Regions from separate parts of the Homo sapiens genome. Here region 1 is linked to region 2. A link is an interaction called in ENCODE POLR2A ChIA-PET data of the cell type or tissue named here. Cell type or tissue: A673. All regions are shown on one strand. Each heading gives the region's core, and the rest is flanking DNA. Links, peaks and the distances in the headings are about the cores only.

Region 1 (10,101 bases), core at 939-8,938, 130 kb before region 2:
GTGAATGAGCTTTCTGGAGCATAGTGAATGAGCTTTCTGGAGCATAGTGAATGAGCTTTCTAGAGCGTGGTGAACGAGCTTTCTGGAGCGTGGTGAATGAGCTTTCTGGAGCGTGGTGAACGCGCTTTCCGGATTGTGGTGAACGAGCTTTCCGGAGCGTGGTGAACGAACTTTCTGGAGCCTGAATGAACTTTCTGGAGCATGGTGAACGTGCTTTCTGGAGCGTGGTGAACGCGCTTTCTAGATTGTGGTGAACGAGCTTTCTGGAGCGTGGTGAACAAACTTTCTGGAGTGTGGTGAACGAACTTTCTGGAGTGTGGTGAACGAGCTTTCTGGAGTGTGGTGAACGCGCTTTCTGGATTGTGAACGAGCTTTCCGGAGCGTGGTGAACACGCTTTCTGGATTGTGGTGAACAAGCTTTCTGGAGCGTAGTGAACGAGCTTTCTGGAGCGCAGTGAACGAGCTTTCTGGAGTGTGGTGAACGAGCTTTCTGGAGTGTGGTGAACGAGCTTTCTGGAGTGTGGTGAATGAGCTTTCTGGAGTGTGGTGAACGAGCTTTCTGGATTGTGGTGAACGAGCTTTCTGGAGCGTGGTGAACGAACTTTCTGGAGTGTGGTGGACGAGCTTTGTGGAACATGTTGAATGAGTTTTCTAGAGCGTGGTGAACGAGCTTGGTGCTGCAGCTGGGTCTAGGTGTGATGTGCTCCCCACCACCCCCTCTGCCGGCTGGTACTCTGTGTGCTCCCCACCGCCGCCTCTGCCGGCTGGCACTCTGTGTGCTCCCCACCGCCGCCTCTGCCGGCTGGCACTCTGTGTGCTCCCCACCGCCCCCTCTGCCGGCTGGCACTCTGTGTGCTCCCCACCGCCCCCTCTGCCGGCTGGCACTCTGTGTGCTCCCCACCGCCCCCTCTGCTGGCTGGCACTCTGTGTGCTCCCCACAGCCCCCTCTGCCGGCTGGCACTCTGGTGTGTTCTTGGACGGTGGCTTCAACTCTCCAAGCCTTGGTTTCCTTGTCTGTATGTGAAATTGATAGCTCCGCCTCTTGGAGCTGCTGGGAGGATGGACTCAGCACGTGGGGACGCAGGGGCTGGCTTGTTCCTCTGGGGCATTGCTGCCTGTGCTCTGCCAGCCGCTGTCTCGGGTGCTCTGCGGGGCACTCTGGACTGTGAGATCCCCTGCTCCCCTGGAGCACACTGCATATGACATATGACAAGTGCTTATGAAAACGCTTCCAGAGTCACCAAGGTAGACACAGCCCGAAGCCTGATGCCTCAGCCTTTCCCTGTCACGGACACCAAGTGTCCCTCACCTCTCGGTCTTCCCATGTGCCCAGGACATGCCTGGTAGGATGGCCCCACCCCCGGGGGTCCTTGGCACTGCTCCTTCTGGGCCCACTCCTGGGGCTTCCTGGAATCTGGCACTTGACACCTGGAGCTGAACGGAGGCCATGTCACGGCCACACGTTTACACAGGAGCAGTGTGTGTACACGTCATACACAGGCAGGCACGGTGACGGCAGTTGTCGAATCACCCTGGGTTTGTAAATGAGGCCAACCTATTTTTTTTTATTAGCATAAAAACAACCTTTTGTGCTGCTCATGGGTTCTGAGGGTGGGGAATCAGGCAGGGATAGCAGGTGTGGCTTGTGTCTGCTCCATGTGCCTGGGGGCTTGGCTGGAAAAAGCTGGAGTCCTGGGAAGGTTTGTTCACTCCCAGTGGCTGCAGCTGGCATTGGCTCTCAGCTAGGAAGATGGAGCCACAGCTGGAACACCTACAGCCGGCTGCCCCATGTCCTCAGGGCAGGGCACTGCTTCCAAAGTGAGGGTCCCGGAGACATCGGTGACTTCTGCTCCGTGCGAGGGTCCCGGCGACAGTCGGTGACTTCTGCTCCATGCGAGGGTCCCGGAGACAGTTGGTGACTTCTGCTCCGTGCGAGGGTCCCGGAGACAGTCGGTGACTTCTGCTCCGTGCGAGGGTCCCGGAGACAGTCGGTGACTTCTGCTCCGTGCGAGGGTCCCGGAGACAGTCGGTGACTTCTGCTCCGTGCGAGGGTCCCGGAGACAGTCGGTGACTTCTGCTCCGTGCGAGGGTCCCGGAGACAGTCGGTGACTTCTGCTCCGTGCGAGGGTCCCGGAGACATCGGTGACTTCTGCTCCATGTGTTAGTAACTCTTGCGCAGCATCAGAAGCTGAGGCTCCACCAGTGCCTCCTGAGCTTTGCCTCCATGTGGTCGGCAGAGCTTTCTTTGGACTCCAACACTTTAATTCTTATGGAGCACTTCTGAAAGAAAACAAGCAAACTCCTGTTTTGAAGCTAGAAGTGCTCAGTCCCCAACGCTCAGTGTTTAATTGGCCCTGAGCCTTGATAGAAGCAGAGGCCGTGGCCAGTGCTCGCTCGCTGCAGCTGGGCAGGCGGTGGGTGTTGCTGCTCCCGTCCACCACAGCTGGGACCTGGGGGGTGGGGGTGGGGGTGGGGGGGTGGGAGGGTGTTGGCTCTGTTTCCTGGCCCCCATTCTGACCCCAGCCCTGACTTTGAGGTTTGCTCCAGGGTGTGCTTGGAGCCTGCTTCTCCCCTGCCCTGTCCCAGGTTCTTCCTCTTGGGCTGGGTGTCTCCAGTTTGTGTGGAGACAGAGGCAGTGAGGGCCACAGGCTCGCTGACCTCGGGGGACTGTCCGGCCTGCCCTGAGATGGAGTGAGCAGCCATCTTTCACGAGGACATTTTCCATGGTGGTCTGACGTGTCCCTGTGTATTTAACCACTTCTCCATTGGGGGACATTGACTTTCACTATCTTGCCCTTGTACAATGCTGTATTGAAGATCCATACCTACACGTCTGTTCTTCTTTCTTGGGGAGAGTTGCTGGGTCACGTGGTTCTGACACCCGCTTTCCCTTCTCACAGTGACCTCACCACGATCTACCCCGGGGCCTCTGCACTCTGTCCTCTCGCAGCCACCTTCTCTTCCTCTGACTCTGCTGCTGGCGGGCCCCCCTTTCCCAACTGTGTGCTCCTTCCTGCCACAAGCGGAAAGGCAGGATAATGACACGGGGAAATGGATTTGGAGTTGGGCAGACTCGAGTTGGAATCCTGGCTCCATTTGAGTTACTGTATCCTGAGAAGTGAACCGTTCTCTGCCCCTGACTTTTCTCATCAACAGAATGGAAATAACATCTGCTTTGTGGAGTGACATTAGATGGGCTGAAGAATGCAAAGTGCAGGCACATAATAGAGATTGAGTACATTTGGGTTCTGTTTCCCTTTCTGCACCACTGTCCGTGGTCTGCACACTGCTCAAGACCCGGCCTCCCGCCCCATCTCCATGTGCCCAGCTTATGTGCAGCCGTGGCGCGGCCTTCTGTGCCTGTGGGTGGCCTCCGGCCCCATCTCCATGTGCCCAGCTTACGTGCAGCCGTGGCGCGGCCTTCTGTGCCTGTGGGCGGCCTCCGGCCCCATCTCCATGTGCCCAGCTTACGTGCAGCCGTGGCACGGCCTTCTGTGCCTGTGGGCGGCCTCCGGCCCCATCTCCATGTGCCCAGCTTACGTGCAGCCGTGGCGCGGCCTTCTGTGCCTGTGGGCGGCCTCCGGCCCCATCTCCATGTGCCCAGCTTACGTGCAGCCGTGGCACGGCCTTCTGTGCCTGTGGGCGGCCTCCGGCCCCATCTCCATGTGCCCACCTTACCTGCAGCCGTGCCGCGGCCTTCTGTGCCTGTGGGCTCTCCCATTTGCACGTCTGCTTCCTGGCCTGCGTCTTGGGGAGACAGCCCTGGGCCTCTGCACCGCTCCCTCGCACATCCTCAGGTGGTTGTTTTCCCTTTTCTTTTTTTCTTTCTTTCTTTTTTTTTTTTTTTTTTTTTAGATGTAGTCTCGCTTTGTCACCCAGGCTGGAGTGCAATGGCGCAATCTTGGCTCACTGCATCCTCTGCCTCTGGAATTCAAGTGATTCTCCTGCCTCAGCCTCCTCTGAGTAGCTGGGATTTACAGACAGCCGCCACCACGCCCGGCTAATTTTTGTATTTTAGTAGAGATGGGATTTCACCATGTTGGCCAGGCTGGTCTTGAACTCCTGACCTCAAATGATCCACCTGCCTTGGCCTCCCAAAGTGCTGGGATTAGATTGGAGCCTCTGTGCCCAGCAGTTTTCCCTTTTCTTTTCTTCCCCTCTTTAACTAGTGGTGCTCGCTGGTATCTGGCTCTCCTGCCCGTCTGGGCGTCCTTTGCAGCTGGGGGAAGGCATGGCGAGTTTTGGCCAGTGTGCCGGGGTGTGAACGTGGTGCATCACTTCTGGGCGTGAGCTCCTTCTCAGTCCTCTTGTGCCACTGCAGGCAATGCGGAGGCAGCAGCTTCCCCCTCAGCTTGGGTTGCAGAGTGAGGAGATAGGAGTGGCCCCGCCACCTGCTAGGAGGGGTGGTCAGGGCAGGAGGTGGGCCTGGTGGTTCGCAGCCCCTCGGGTGCCTCCATGTTTGTTGGCGCAGTGTTACTTGGCTGCTCGGACCAGTGCGCCATGCTGCTGGTGTGGGGAGGAGGCCAGCCCAGCGTGGTGGTGCTGAGAGGTGCATTTGCTGCATGGACCCTCTTAGGATGTCCCTGCCCCAGGAGAGCCTCATCACTGTGATGGCAGTGGGAGCCAAGGGTTGGGGCAGCTGGCCTTCCCCTGATTCCTCAAAGTGGCAAGGACTGGTATGTTTCATATATTCTCCAAATGAGGACTGCAAAAACAGGGAAGACTAAATTGGGTTGGGGGGCACTGAAAATGGAATAAATAAGCAAAATAAAGCAGAGTTTGCATTAAGTAAAAGGACAGATCACCCCTAGGTATTCAGGGCTATTCCGCTGCTCTGTAGCTGACAGGCATTGTCTAAAAATAGTAAGAGCACCTCCTCGAAGCTAATTCTTTCCTCCTACTCTGTGCATTTTGTTTGGGTGGTGAGAGTGGCGTAGTCATTAATAAGGCAGCAAACCAAGCCCGTTTGTCAGTGGGAAGAGCGGGGCCTCTGGACCTGCTCCTTGTTCCTGGAGCACGGAGAGCACTAATGGGCACCCGCCGGGCACAGCCCCTGCAGCGCCGAGGTTCAGCCAGCACCGCGACAGGCGCCGGCCTGGTGCAGACTCGGGAGCGCACACTTCAATGGCTGTTCCCTGGGCAACGGAGTTGCCGCCGCCAGCTGGCTCTGCCCCCAGAGCCCATCAAAGCACACACCCTGCCAGGAGCCGGCGCAGCAGCCCGTGCGGCCGTCTGTAGGCACCGATGTCAGTGCATTGGCAGTCGGGTTTCAAGGTTAAACATGAGGGAATGAACGGGATGACTAACGAGACAGAGACCGCAATCTGGGTATGTTTATGCACCAGGTGGGAGGGAGTGACGAGGGAACACAAGAAAGGAAGTGCCGGGCTCATTGAAGTCTGTGGGGCTGTGTTTTTTGTTTTTTCCACACAAAAGGCTGGAAAGACAGATTTCACCACTTGGTCTGAGGGTAAAAGCATGTTCAGTCCAGGGCAGCTGCTAGCCATGTCCGCAGAGCTGTCCATCTTCAGGCCTCTGTGCAAGCTGCACAGAGGGGCAGTGCCCCCACCTGACGGTGGCCCGGGGCTGGTGATGGTTGCCGACACCAACCCAGCAGGGAGCTGACTTGGCTCTCCTGTTGGCTGGTTTGTCCTAGAATTTTCATAAACTTACTTATTTGATCTTTGCAGGGATTCCTCCTTCACTTGACGGCTGCACCAACTGGCTCTCATCAGTGAGCTTTTTTTGTGGCATTGAATATAAAATTCTCATTTCCACGTACGCAGTGCCCCTTTTAAAGCATCCTGGCATTTGAACTTGGTATTTCCACCTAACACTCAGTTCCATTCATGTGAGCCCCTCTAGTGCTTAAAAAGGGTCTCTATCATCCCGCAGAAACTTTGGTTTTAATCTCTCATTTTGTTAAAACTATTTTTTGTTTGTTTTTTCTCTCTGATCTATAGGAATTTGAAATAAACACAGTTACATTTGAAAAGATATGGAAAATCCAAATAATTTATTTCAGAATCAAGTTTCAACATAAAATTTTAATTTGGGATGGTTGGACAGGTAAAAATAAGAATATTTGGCATATTCCACATTGTAACATAATGAATGTCAATGCTGTTTCCGCCTTGACCGTCTGAAGGGAGCTAGTTCGATCTACTGAGCCCTTCCAGGCACGCGTTCCTGTATACGTGGGTGTTGCTCATGAGCACTGTGTGATAATAGTGACTTTTTGGAGCCGCTGACTAAATTTCCAGATTTTTCCTCAGTTTTTTCATCTCACCACTCCAGTTGCTCTCTTTTATGTGCCTTTTTCCATCGTTTTGCTTTGCTTTACCTTTTCATGAAACAGATGTAAGTATTCCCAGGCGCCTAATCCCTGGATCTGTTTACCTTTCATAATGAAGACTTCTGACTTTTGAGAAGTGCTCACTAACTCGCCCTATGTTCTCAGGAAATGTGCACGCTCACTGGATTTCTGTAAACAAATCTCCAGCCTTCCTGGAGGGACACCGAGAAGGAGGGCAGGTCCCAGCCACCACAACCAGAGGGCACTTTTGGGCCAAGAAGAGAAATCTGACTTCCCTGATTTCCAAGTTGTTGAGTGGATGTTTGTGTCCACTCAACTGTGTGAGCCAGACCTCGAGTACCGAAAGACCAGGGAGTGTGGTGTGCATTCCAGCCATGAAGGCAAGGACAGGGTGCTGTGCCCAGGGAACATGGCTTTATGTGGATGGGGGTGGGTATGGTGCTTGGGTTCTCCTAGAGGACCACGTAGGAGACAGCACCCCAAGCTGGAGGCCAGGTACAGGGATGAGTCACCAGAAGGAGGGAGATCAAGGGGAGGAAGAGCGTCCAGCAGCAGCAGCTGCACAGGCGGCTCCTGGAAATGACCACAGGAGGAGGCGCGGGTGGCACTGGCTGCTTGTGCTCAGACCTCTAACCTGGGCATGCAGCTTCTCATGTCCTGAGGCTGAGAGGAGCTGCCTCTCCTTGAGTGCGCTGGAAGGCACAGCTTTCACTGTGGCACTGGCCATGTCCCTCTGGGTGCCATCACCTCTAGGAGCCATATTGTGGAAGCCATGCCAGTGGCCTCTCATGGGAGTGAAGGAAAGAGCTTCCCCTGAACAAAACAGGCCTGCTGATGTTAAAATCAGAGCGGATACTTGTAGCTGACTTAGACAAGGCAACCTCGTTTGCTCGCAGCCTTGAGCCCTTCCCATCTGCAGGCGCGGTCAGGGTTGTGAGCGAGTTGGCCAGAGCCCCTCTTCCCCTGGAGCAGGTTAGATTCAAGTTGGGGGAGACAAGCAGAGAGGCGGGGCCAGTCTTCCCAGGGCCACTCACCCGCGGCCCATCCTGTTCCTCATGCCAGGGTGTGGCTCGTGTGAAGCCTGAGATGCCGCCTCGAGGCACCTGGAGGATGGGAACGAGGCCGGGCGAGGAGTTGGGAGACCGGGTCCGAGTTCCTCTGTGTGCGTGAGGGAGCGTGGAGCCTCCTTAAGGTTTTGCCGACTTGTCTGTAGCTGTGGGTAACCACCACGGTGCTTTGCAACCTGTGAGGCTCCGGACTCAGGTTTAAAGGGGCTAAGCAGGGCGGTCAGTGTGGAAGGAAGAGTGTTTTGGAATTACTGCTGCATCTCCCCTTTTTTCTCACAGTTAAAGAATCGGAAAGGCATAAACCACAACACATCCCTTTCCTCTTCTAAGGTGATTACAAGAAAATGGTGAACCAGAATGGGCTCCATAGAAATCATACAAATACATAAAAATAGAAAGATAAATAGTAACATTTATTTTTCTTTTCTCCGTCCTTACAAAAAGCTACTTGCAAAACTGCAGCTGATAGGCTCCAGGCTGCGCTGCGGTGACTAGTAAGAGGATGAGGTCCTGTTACTTCTTTTTAGCCAGAGACGTGGATATAAGTGAGAGGTGTTTGATTCCAGTGAATCGTTTGGCATGTGATGGAACACACCTAAACTTCCTGGGTTGTGTGTAACTTCGCATCATGGTGTTGGTTCACCTCACAGCTCTGCGCGTCAGGTCAGCGGAGCAGCCTCCTGCAGTTGCACAGATGAGCAGGCCGCTGTCCCGACCCTCGTGCCTGGGCATTCACCATTCCATACCTTCTTTAAACTCGCTTCTGTTGAGTGTCTACCTTATCTCTTAGGCTGCATGATATGTGCATTCATTTCCATCTCATTTATTATTTTAAAAATCCCCAGAAGAGAAGCATTGGTATCTGTCTACATTTTGCAGCTGGGGAGACTGAGGCTTAGGGATTGTAAGTGACACCTTGCCCAGGATCCCAGCCAGCAGGCCACAAGCGGGGATTCCGACCTTGCCTGGTATGATGTCCATTTGGCCCTGCATCCCTGTATCCTACGCTACCTCGCTGGGCTCAAGGTGACAGACTATTCCGACCTCTTCCCAGTATTTACTGACAAATATGTTTTTACAGATAAATTGATTGAATATTTTTATAAGAGAGTGTTTTTGATATTCCAGTGTGGGAAAAAATATTGGAAACCTAATTACATCAGTCAGAAAATCATCAGATTTCCAAAGAATGAAGGGATGAAGATTTTTTGGAGTGAGGGGTGTTAATTAATTTCTGACATGATCGGTTGCGAGGTGTATAATGCTGATTTTTAAAAACTACCTCCTAAAGTGCTGTGTGTCACATTTGCTTTAGCAAATGCTGGCAAACCCACATTTTCCTGTTTTAGTGAGAACATGGGTGTCGAGTCACTGTCCAGAAAGTAGTTTGATGTCAAGCAGATGTCACTGTTTCCTTCTGTAGGCATAAAAAAATGGTTCGATGTACTCAGAGCACAGGTGAACTCACGTATCAACCAAGGTTTATGCTGTCTGCCAGATTGCTTCTGTTGGCTGGAGGTGAGGCTAATGGGCTGGCGGGAGGTTGGGCAGTGCCCCCCGTGACCTCCTCCCTGCACAGGGCAGCCTCTGTGGGGCTTATGGGGTTGCCAGTTATGGGGTTGCTGGGGCAGACATGGCCTTCCATCTGCTTGATCTTCCGGGCTTGCCTGAATCCTGTATGTAGTTGGGTTTTGGAGGTGGGCCGACCTCGCTGATGGTCTGGGGGCCCTGAAGCGGACTCAGCTGGAGGGGAAGGCCCCTCCCCTTAAAGAAATGGCCACAAGTGGAGCCTCCGGTAGAGCAGGCCAGGCCAGGCCAACCTCAGGGGTCGGAAGTCGTGAGGAAGGAAGAGGGTGAGCTGGGCCTGGCTGCCTCCCAGCCTGCTCCTGCCAGGGTGCTGTGGGGACTGGGGAGGACAGGGCTTGGATTAAGGAGAGATGGTGCCCTGGGCAGAGCAGCTCTGCACGGAGGGAGGGTACTCTCTCAGAGGGCTGGCTGGCCACAGGTTAAAGGCAGGTTCCCCTGGCTCCTGCAGAGAAGTGGTAGCTTGGAGGAGGTTCCTGGTTGGGCAGCATGGGGCCCATGGTCCAAGGGCAGGGCATGTGGGCAGTGGCACCAACCACAGTCTGCATGTGGTGTGGATGGCAGCAGCTGATGGGGCAGGATGCAGGGATGCAGGTGGCCTTTGCCATCCACCTGCGTCTCCCCCTCCTCTCGTTTCCATCTCAGACTCCCCTGGGCCTCTGGGGCCTGTGCCTCGTACCTGGAGTCCCCACAGACAGACTGAGTGAGCCTGGGGACGGTGGTGGGACCAGGTGAAGTTCAACCACAGGTGCAGACCCTCCTGTTATTCCCAGGGATGATTAGGAAGGGCAGTTCCCTAGTGAGGGAGGCCTGGGAGCACAGGGTGGGCTGGGGCCCTGAAATGGGAGTGCTGGTGCAGCCCTGACTGGCTTGTGCCCCCTCATTCCATGAATGGCTGGAGAACGCAGGGACGGGCCGAGGAAGTGCCGCTTGGTTAGTGCCGTCCAAGGGCTCAAGTCCACCGTGAAACACGCCTTTTCATGTAGCTCCTTTCCATGCTCACCTCAGCCTGAGAGACGCACAGATGGGGCAGCAATGTTCGCAGCAGTCAGGGCCCCTAGCCGAGGCTGCGCAACAAGTAAATGGAGGGTAGGGGCTGAGATACGGCCGACTGCAGGCAGCGCCTGGCAGGGA
Region 2 (10,101 bases), core at 1,584-9,583:
TTAATGAAAATGACAACTGCAAAAAAAAACAGAACTGATTCTAAGCAATCCATGAAATGCATAAGAAGCTCAAATGTATAATTGGGACAATGGTGAATAGCATTAATATTTCTTCTTTCTCAACAAGGAAAAGGCAATTAGAAATTCTAGAAAAACAACCACATAATAAAGATAGGGCCCCAGTATGGAACAATAAAAACAATGATGGTTTTGAATAATTGGTAAAGTCTAGGAAAGGAAAAGTCATTTGCGTTTGACACCAGGAACATTTTCCTAGGCGTGGCTTATGCTTTGAGTCATTGGACGTAGAGGGAGGGGTGCAACCCTGCAGCGGTGCTGGGCTCTGCAGTGAACCATGCAAATCACCTAAGGCAGCCGGGAATGGGGCCCAGCCAGCCTGCTGCAAAGTAGCTCTAGGTGCATCTTCCGTGCGTCTAGGTGTGCCATGTGACAAGGTGCTGTTGGATGCCTGTGAGTGGAAATGATGCCAGTGTACCCGGGCCTGGCCCATTAAAAACACCCACATCGTGCTCCTTTGGCCAGTTTCCCCTCCCACGGCTGAAACTGGATGACCGTGGAGTCTCACGCTCAAGATGTCAGAGCCTGGGTCACCTGGGTCCCTGAGTGGCTGAGGAGGAGATGCCACTCCATGGACCCACTTATCTTCAGGAACACGTACATCAGCAAGAAACAAATGATGGTGTTTATGCCATTTTATATTTGGAGGTTTATCTATTAGAGGAGTTAGCTATGCTAACTATTAATAATTCAGGTTAATTGGTTTTCAACTTTTTGGACTCTACAGACAAAGCACAGAGACTTACCCATGAGTAAAAATACAGTGCACGTGTCAGGAAGCTTAATAAGGCAGGGCGCCACCGTCAAAAGCAGGAAGAGGAAGCCGGTGAGGGCAGGGCAGGGGGGAAGGCTGGCGGTGCCAATACCTAGTCTCAGGGATCAGGGGTGCCTTCTGTCATTAGCGGGGAGTGTCACGTGTATTGCTTACTGCTGCAGTTAGATAATGGAAGGTACATCTGTCAATATTGATGTAACTATTGGGAGGCTGTAACAATAGTAAAGACAGCTAAATTCTTATTGATCATAATAGGAAAATAAGCTGATCAAGAAATCAGAAAGATCTGGGAAGTAACCAGAGAAGAAATGGAATCAGAACCATTAAAAGCGGTTACCCCTGAGGAGCAGGGCTGGAGGTGGGAGGGCTGTTTGGGGGCCGCCCAGCATCGCCCTTTTTCCTTTCCTCCATTTCTCCCTGTCTCTCTCTCTGTCTCTCTCATCAGCCCTCCTGCACTCTTTCAAATGTTAAACCTATGCATTTATTACTTTCATTTTAGAATTTAAAATATTTAAAGGTTTACTAAATACACATTAGAAATTAGGTTACTCAGGAGAACATGAAGTTTTTCCTGAGTACTCTAGGGACACTCAGTTATTAATAATTGATATGCAGCTCCCATGCCATGGTCGTCTGTTACAGTAGGTCTCCATATACCTGGCCTTAGGATATTCTTTATTTATTTATTTTTTTTTCCATAGGTTATTGGGGTACAGGTGGTATTTGGTTACATGAGTAAGTTCTTTAGTGATGATTTGTGAGCTTTGGGTGCACACATCACCCGAGCAGTATACCCTGCACCCTAATTGTAGCATTTTATCGCTCGCCCCCTCCCACCCTTCCCTGCAAGTCCCCAAAGTCCATTGCATCATTCTTATGCCTTTGCATCCTCCTAGCTCAGCTTCCACATATCAGTGAGAGCGTGATGTTTGGTTTTCCATTCTTGAGTTACTTCACTTAGAATAATAGTCTCCAATCTCATCCAGGTCGCTGCAAATGCCGTTAATTCCTTTTTATGGCTGAGTAGTATTCCATCATATATATATATATATATATATATATATATATATATATATATATATATAAACAATTTCTTTACCCAGTTGTTGATTGATGGGCATTTGGGTTGGTTCCACTATTTTGCACTTGTGAATTGTGCTGCTGTAAACATGCGTGTGCAAGTATCTTTTTCGTGTGACTTATTTTCCTCTGGGTAGACACCCAGTAGTGGGATTGCTGGATCAAATGGTAGTTCTACTTTTAGCTCTTTAAGGAATCTCCACAGTGTTTTCCATAGTGGCTGTACTAGTTTACATTCCCACCAGCAGTGTAGAAGTGTTCCCTGTTCACCACATCCACGCCAACATCTACCGTTTTTTTTTTAATTTTTTGATTATAGCCATTCTTGCAGGAGTAAGGTGGTATTGCATTGTGGTTTTGATTTGCATTTCCCTGATAAATAGTGATGCTGACCATTTTTTCATGTTTGTTGGCCATTTGTATATCTTCTTTTCAGAAGTGTCTATTCATGTTCTTAGCCCACTTTCTGATGGGATTGTTTGTTTTTTCTTACTGATTTGTTTGAGTTCGTTGTAGATTCTGGATATTAGTCCTTTGTCAGATGTATAGATTGTGAAGATTTTCTCCCACTCTGTGGGTTGTCTGTTTACTCTGCTGACTGTTCCTTTTGCTGTGCAAAAGCTCTTTAGTTTAATTAGGCCCCAGCTATTTGTCTTTGTTTTTTTTTGCATTTGCCCTTTGGTTCTTGGTCATGAAATCCTTGCCCAAGCCAATGTCTAGAAGAGTTTTTCCAATGTTATCTTCTAGAGTCCTTATAGTTTCTGGTCTTAGGTTTAATTCTTTAATCCATCTTGAGTTGATTTTTGTATAAGATGAGAGATGAGGATCCAGTTTCATTCTCCTACATGTGGTTTGTCAATTATCCCAGAACCATTTGTTGAAAAGGGTGTCCTTTCCCCACTTTGTGTTTTTGATTGCTTTGTCGAAGATCAGTTGGCTGTTAAGTATTTGGGTTTATTTCTGGATTCTCTATTCTGTTCCTTTGGTCTATGTGCCTACTTTACACCAGTACCATGCTGTTTTGGTGACTATGGACTTCACTTCTTGTATCATTTTTTGGATTTCCTTGCATTGGACTTCGCCTTTCTCTGGTCCCTCTCTGATTAGCTGAATAACTAACCTCCTGAATTCTTTTTCAGGTGAATCAGGGATTTCTTCTTGGTTTGGATCCATTGCTGGTGAGTTAGTGTGATTTTTGGGGGGGTGTTAAAGAGCCTTGTTTTGTCATATTACCAGAGCTGGTTTTCTGGTTCCTTCTCATTTGGGTAGTCTCTATCAGAGGGAAGGTCTAGGGCTCAAGGCTGTTATTCAGATTCTTTTGTCCCATGGGGTGTTTCTTTGATGTAGTTAGTACTCTCCGCCTTTTCCTATGGATGTGGCTTCCTGTGAGGCGAGATGCTGTGATTATTAACTCTCTTCTGGGTCTAACCACCCAGCACATCTACCCGGCTTCAAGCTGGCAGTGGGGGTTGTCTGCACAGTGTCCTGTGATGTGAACCATCTGTGGGTCTCTCAGCCGTGGATACCAGCACCTGTTCTGGTGGAGGTGGCAGGGGGGTGAAAAGGGCTCTGTGAGGGTTCTTAGCTTTGGTGGTTTAATGTTCTATTTTTGTGCTGGTTGGCCTCCTGATGGGAGGTGGTGCTTTCCAGAGAGCATCAGCTGTGGTAGTATGGGGAGGAACAGGTGGTGGGCAGGGCCCCAGAACTCCCAAGAGTATATGCTCTTTGTCTTCAGGTACCAGAGTGGATAGGGAAGGCCCATCAGGTGGGGGCAGGGCTAGGCATGTCTGAGCTCAGACTCTCCTTGGTTGGGTCTTGCTGTGGTTGCTTTGGGGGATGGGGGTGAGGTTCCCAGGTCAATGGAGTGGTGAATCTAGGAGGATTATGGCTGCCTCTGCTGAGTCATGGAGGTTGTCAGGGAAGTAGGAGAGAGCCAGCAGTTACAGGCCTCATCCAACTCCCATGCAGTCTGAAGGGCTGGTCTCACTCCCACTGTGGCCCCACTAACAGCACCGAGTCTGTTTCCAGGCAGTGGGCGAGCAGGGCTGAGAACTCGCCCCAGGCTACCCACCACCCCCTAGCTGCAAAAGCAATTAGGGCTTTCATTCTTCCCCCGCCTGTGGAGTCTATACACCAGCTCTCACCCTCCCCTGAGTTCTGGCCAGGAGGCTTCTCGCCTGGTTCAAATTGTTACAAAGTTCGGCTGGAGAATTCCTTCTCCCTGTTGCATTTCCCCCGCCCTGCACCTCCGGTCACCCTGCCAAAAGATCCTTGTGTTGCCACGTAGGAATGGGCTGCTTGGGGACCCAGCGAGCTCCCAGGGCCTTTCCCGCTGCTTCCTCTACCCCTGTATTTCGCTCTGCTCTCTAAATTGACTCAACTCCAGGTAAGGTTGGAAACTTCTCTCGAAAACTAGACCTTCAGTTTCCCCAGTGGGGGTGTGTGCTCGGGGGCGGAGGATCTTCCTTTCCCATTTCCACTGTTGGGGCACTCACAGTATTTGGGGTGTCTCCCAGGTCCTGCAGCTGTCTGCTTCCTTCAGAGGGTCGGTGGGTCCTCTTGGGATTCCTGGTTTGTTCTGGATCTAAACTTAATGATGTGAGCCTCCACACACTGCTCAATCCATCTGAGTCGGAGCTGCAATCTAGTCCTGACTCCCATCTGCCACGATGATCCACGATGCTCTTTTTTCAAAAAAAAAAAAAGAAAGAAAAATCTTTTTAGAGTGAGGGTCTTGTTCTGCCACCCAGGCTAAAATGCAGTTGTATGGTCATCACTCACTGCAGCCTCAAATTCCTGGACTCAATTGATCCTCCTGCCTCAGCCTCCCAAGTAGCTGGGACTACAGGCGCGCACCACCATGCCCAGCTAATATTTAAAATTTTTATTTAATTTTTTCTTGTAGAGATGGAGTCTCGCTATGTTGCCCAGGCTGGTTTTGAACTCCTGGCTCAAGCCATCTTCCCACCTTGGCCTCCCAAATCACTGGAGTTACAAGCATGAGCCACTGCACCCGGTCAGGACATTCTCACATTAGTCCTTATGGATCGTAGTCTGCCCTTGAAAATACTAAAATTATAGTCCTTTGAGAAGAGTTTCCAACTATGGCTTTTCACTTTCACACACATTGTCCCTACTCCCCTCCAGGCCCCGACACTGATCTGATTTTGTGAGGTTTAAGTGGACCTGTTTTTGAGCGTTTTGTAGCATATTGCTGGGATGGAGTGGGAGGGTTGGAAGTGGTGAGGAACGTTTTCCTGCAGGTCAGCTAAATCAGCCAAACTCATGTTTACAGATCGCTTAATAAAAGTCAAAGTGAAACCACCTCACTGGATCCCTCAGAGAAAAGAAATGCAGATTTGTTTTACTTGGACAACCTAATATTTGAATAAAAACATCTCCGAAGTCCTTGCCCAGTCACTAAGATGGCAATGGCCAGGTCTGCGGGAAACTGTCCCAGGCAACCTTCTGGGGCCTGTGCCTTGAGTAGACAGCTGGCCCTGAGCTCTTGGCCACTCGAGCCATCTCCAGGACCCCCTTGGCAGGAACGTCCAGGAGTCAGCACCTTGAGTACACTCGAGCCCCAAGTTCTGTTGCAGAAAAGGCTCTGTGTGCTGTCATCTCAGCTGCTGGGGCATCGCCCAGGCTGTCAGGGGTCAGGGTTCCCCCAAGCCCAGGTGTGCCCAGGTCAGGCATCTCTGGAAAGACCACATGCTGGCTATGGGTAGACACCCTGAGGGACTGGGCATGCCCACGGGGGCCGGACCCTGCAGACTGGGTGCGTCTCCCTCTGGCTCCCACCCCAGGAGAAGGTTTCCATGGAGTCGCAGCACTTTTCCTAGCAGGGGCAGGGGCTGGGGAAGGTCCGGCCCCACCTGGCTCAGGACAATGCCTCTTGGTGACAACATGGTCTTCATGCTTGGTCCCCCCACTTTTTCGTGACTGGTCCACATTGGCTCAAAGAAGCTTCCCTCTCATGGGAGAGACTTGGTGGAACAACACTGGAAATATGGGCAGGGGCAGGAGGGGCTTTATAATCCATCAAGATAGGAATCTCAGTGCCTAATTTCTAGTAAATAAACAGTTGTCTTTGCAATAAGGTATAAATTCCTTTACAATTAATTTTTTAAATTCACCAAGTGCTGCTACAGAGTCGATCTTATGTATCAACTCAGCAAACAGGTTCCAGGTGGGTAAAGGACACGTGGATTCCCCATGTGTGGGTGAGCCTGGTGCCCAGCCGCCCATGTTCGCCATGCTAGCCACGCGGCCTCCTCGTCCCGGCCCCTCCCCATCCATCTCCGGCTGCTCCCTGAGCCCACGCCTCCTCCAGGGCTGGCTGCCAGGGGTCTCTGCCCCAGCTGCAGGGGTGGTGTTTCCCTAGTGCGAAACGCGTGACACCCAGGGTTTCACACATGGCTATGTCGGTCTCCTCAGCTGTGTTGCAGGCAGAGGCAGTTCTTTTGAGCCCTTCTCAGTGCCTGTGCACCCTGCGGGGGTCCAGCACGGCACCTGTGCCCTGGATGCTCAAGGTAAGTGACAGTTCCCGCTCATCCTGAGCAGCCTCAGGCCTTTCCGTGGCTGTGCTCATCCATATCTGTCTCCGTGGCATCAGCCTTTCCGTGCGTGTCCTTTGCCAGCTACACTGCTCTTGGAATGAGGCAGGGTGTAAACAACTGCAGTAAATACAGAGGTTGCCTGGAGTCCTTGCTAAGGGACAGTGAGGTAGCATTGTTTCCAGGCCTCCCTTGAGTGAGCTGACTGGGGTCCCAGGAGGAGGGAATGAGGAACAGTGGGCTTTCTAGAGTTGGGGCATCTGAGGGTGAGTCTGACTGTGGGGAAGGATGAGGGTAGTAAGGGACAGGGGACATGCTAAGTCAGCATGGCAGGACCTCCAGGAAGCCAGCATGGCTCTGAGATGGATGAGGGCGGGCTGTGTTTGGCAAGTGAGAATAGCAGCCTGGGTGGTCACGTGGCCAGAGCCCTGTGTGCCAAGGCTGCAGTGGCAGAAGCGAGGAAGCAGCCACCTACGTGGGAACGTGCGTCCTGTGCCAGGCTCGGAGCCCCGGGCTTCTTATGCACTGCCCTTTACTCCCCACTGTGCCTGCGTGAGATCAGGGATGCCCCTGTCTCTATCTGCAGGGATTGGGGAATCCGTTGCCTGCCCGAGGTGGGGCAGCGGGGGAGCTGCTGGGTGGCCCTGTGGGCGCCTGCGGCTCCGCGGTGTCCTCCGGCCTCTGAAGCACTGCCGCATCCAGGCCTGCTCTGCACTGACTACTGTGGAGGCGGCACTGCCCACAGGACAGCGGCAGTGACCGCAAAGGAAGAGAGGAGGAGGGTAAGGGCGGTTCCATGGAGAATGAGGACGTCATGATTATTTAAGGAGAACAAAAAATATGTGTGCCACCTGCGAACACCCGTCCTTCATCCGCACGGCCGCTGCCTGTCTGTCCTTCCGTTCAGCAGGAGGGGCCTTGTGCTGGGTCTGGTGCCGGTGCCAGGGCCGGGGACGCTGGGGTGACAGCCCAGCCTTCAGGAAGGTCTTCGGTGGGAATGGAGAAAGCCGGAGTCTTCACCAGCGAGCCGGCCCTGCTTCCCTTCACTCCCTGGGACAGATACTCCGGGAAGCTGGGATGAGCAGGGCTTTCCCCACGGCAGGCGTTCTCGTGTTTCATGGGATGGCGGCAGAGTGGCATCAGGGCAGAGAGGTTTGACTGCAGCCAAGTGCGTTTGCAGCATCCCTTACTTACTATTCCCCAGCCGGGGTCTGGGCCTCTTGGTTTCAGGTGATGATGCACCTCCCGGAAAGTCTGGGTTTCTTGTCTAGAAAGGAGAGGCAGAGACCTGGCAAGCCAGTCTCCCCGAGGTCTCCTTTCTGTCCTGGTGTCTGGGGGCTCCCGGCACAGCCAAAGTGTGGCCTGTGGCTGCCACTGTCCTCCGAGGACCAGCCCTAGTGCATGAAGAAGCCAGCTGCAGCCACGGTGGTCCTTGGGGTGGGCCCAGCTCCCCGAGGAGCTCCATGTGCACCCACTGGGGCAGCTCCCGGCGCATCCGTCTTCCCCAGAGAGGACGATGAGGCAATGCCTATTCCAGGGATGTTTTCCACAGTAAATCTGAGTCCGGCTCCGTGAGATTGAAGTCCCTGGGAGTGAGGCTCTGGGGCGGCTTGACCGACTCCAGCAGAGTAAATCCCCAGAGTGGATGACGACTTTCCAGCTGGAAATGGAGCAGGATCTAACCAGGAAGAGGAATGGCAACTACTCAGCCGGACTCAGCAGCGGGCAGGAGCCTCCGAGGGCACAGGTCAGGGCCAGGGCTCAGAGAGTGCCATGGTGATCGATGAGGACTTCCTGGGGGCGAGAGGGCTGGTGAGGCTGGGCCAGGGCTCAGAGAGTGCCGTGGTGATTGATGAGGACATCCTGGGGGCGAGAGGGCTGGTGAGGTTGGGCCAGGCCTCAGAGAGTGCCGTGGTGATCGCTGAGGACATCCTGGGGGCGAGAGGGCTGGTGAGGTTGGACGCATCTGAGGCCGCATTTGTTCATTTATTTATGCTGGGCTTCATTTCACTAAGGATTCAACATGGCTTATAGAGAACATAGCGTAAAACAAATAAAGGAGAGGGCACTAGGCCTAAAGGTTTTCAGCCAGAAGAGGTAGAGGTCAGAGGGGAAATGCAGGAAAAACCCTCTTATTCTCTTCTTTATTAGATGTCAGTGATGACAAACGCATCCGAAGCTTTTAATATGTCAGGCGCTGTTCTCAGCACTTTAGGAACATTCTCTGATTTAATCCTAAGAGGTCAATGTCATTCTCATTTGACAGCGGAGGCACAGAGAGGCTCACACAGCTGCCCCAGGCCACACAGTGAGAGGGGTGGAGCCGGGGTTTCTGCCTAGCAGCTGTTGCTGGTCCCCACCACCTCCCCAGGGCGAGCTCCCTGGGCAGGAAGAAGCGCTTGGCCACAGGGTCCCACCCTTTCCAACCAAGTGACTCGTAGAATAGCACCTCCTAAATGTTGACATGAATGAGTGAGTCCAGGTCCTGCTTTGGAATCAGGATGTACTGAGTGGCTTTTGCTGAGATGGTAGTGCGATCATTCTACTAACAGTGATAGCTTCCAGCCGTTGAGGGCCTGCTGAATACAGAATTTTACAGAAGTGGATTCTATTAATTTCCCCAACAGCCCTGGGAGGTGTGTACAATTACAATCCTTTGACCGCAAAGGAGACTGAGTCTCCGTGAGGTTAATGAGGCGTTCCAGGTCATGGAATTGCGTGTGGCAGAGCTGGGATCGTATCTGGCAACTGTGTCTGTTCTCCTGCTGCTTCCCAGGACTGGGCCCATGTCAAAGGGGCCTTTCCTCTGTGGGCCTCAGGCCGTGTGCCACCAGGAAGGAAGGATGTGGGGGAATAGACCCAGCTCTGTGTGAAGGACAGGCGGGTGGTGGCTGCCTGCAGGTGGCAGCCCGAGGGCCTGGTCCCAAAGGCCGGTGACGCCTTCTCACCTGCATCCGCTCCTCCAGCCCAGGCTGGCGGTGACTGCTCTGATCACTACGTGCTGTGAAGGGCACGGTGCCAGCCTCTGATCTGGGTCCTTGCTGCCATATGAAGACACCCACCTACCCTGCTGGAGAGGGGCTCTGGAGGGCCAGGGAGAGAGAGGATAGCTGGGCTCCAGTCGGTGCCCCATCCAGAGCCCACAGACAGGACAAAGCCATCCCGGGCCCTCCAGCCCCCGTTGGCCATCGCAGCACACGCCACCTGCACAAAGGTAAGCCCTATCCGGGCTCCTGGCCTCAGGGTGGTGAGCAGTAGACCAGTTGTATTAAGCCTCTGACTTTGCAGGGCTTCCTAATGGAGACCATTCACCGCCCGGTAAGTGACCTAGTGACCTAGCGGAGAACACGCAGGCAGCTTCAGGACTGCTAGGGCTGGAGCCAGACGGGATTGGGACGGGGTGGCTGAGTAGAGCAGTTCAGAACCCGCTAAGTGTGGGCTCAGAGGGGAGAACAGGTTGAAAGATCCTAGAGGAGTGGCAGAAACGTCAGAGGAATCAGAAAAGCACCTCCTAGGGCTGTTCTACAGGATCAAGGGAAAGGAGAGTTTGCCTTCAAACGGCTGTTTGTTTAAAATAGGAAAGCATAAAACCAGGCTCTGACAGGAGAAGAA

Evidence for each region. Peaks named below come from ENCODE experiments on the same cell type or tissue, not always from the same donor. Only the 100,000 strongest peaks of a DNase experiment are listed, where the experiment ranks them.
Region 1: POLR2A ChIA-PET joins it to region 2 with 5 read pairs; 3 of 35 experiments call an interaction of 5 or more read pairs at or near these places.

The regions. Positions count from the first base shown.
Region 1 is chr2:3,277,697-3,287,797 of GRCh38, reverse strand. All of the region lies in intron 3 of EIPR1 (EARP complex and GARP complex interacting protein 1), which reads left to right. Among named protein-coding and RNA genes, the nearest start is that of EIPR1, 95 kb to the left of the region's middle. RefSeq lists enhancers at 903-1,480, 1,481-2,059, 6,818-7,318. In A673, for the core only: a CTCF peak has its summit at 945 (motif pointing left); DNase peaks (open chromatin) are centred at 997 and 5,147.
Region 2 is chr2:3,145,149-3,155,249 of GRCh38, reverse strand. The region is part of intron 2 of LOC107985840 (a long non-coding RNA gene); the gene reads left to right. Among named protein-coding and RNA genes, the nearest start is that of LINC01250, 24 kb to the right of the region's middle. RefSeq lists enhancers at 3,388-3,447, 3,458-3,717, 3,728-3,797. In A673, for the core only: no CTCF peak of the experiment used is centred there; no DNase peak of the experiment used is centred there; H3K27ac peaks cover 622 bases.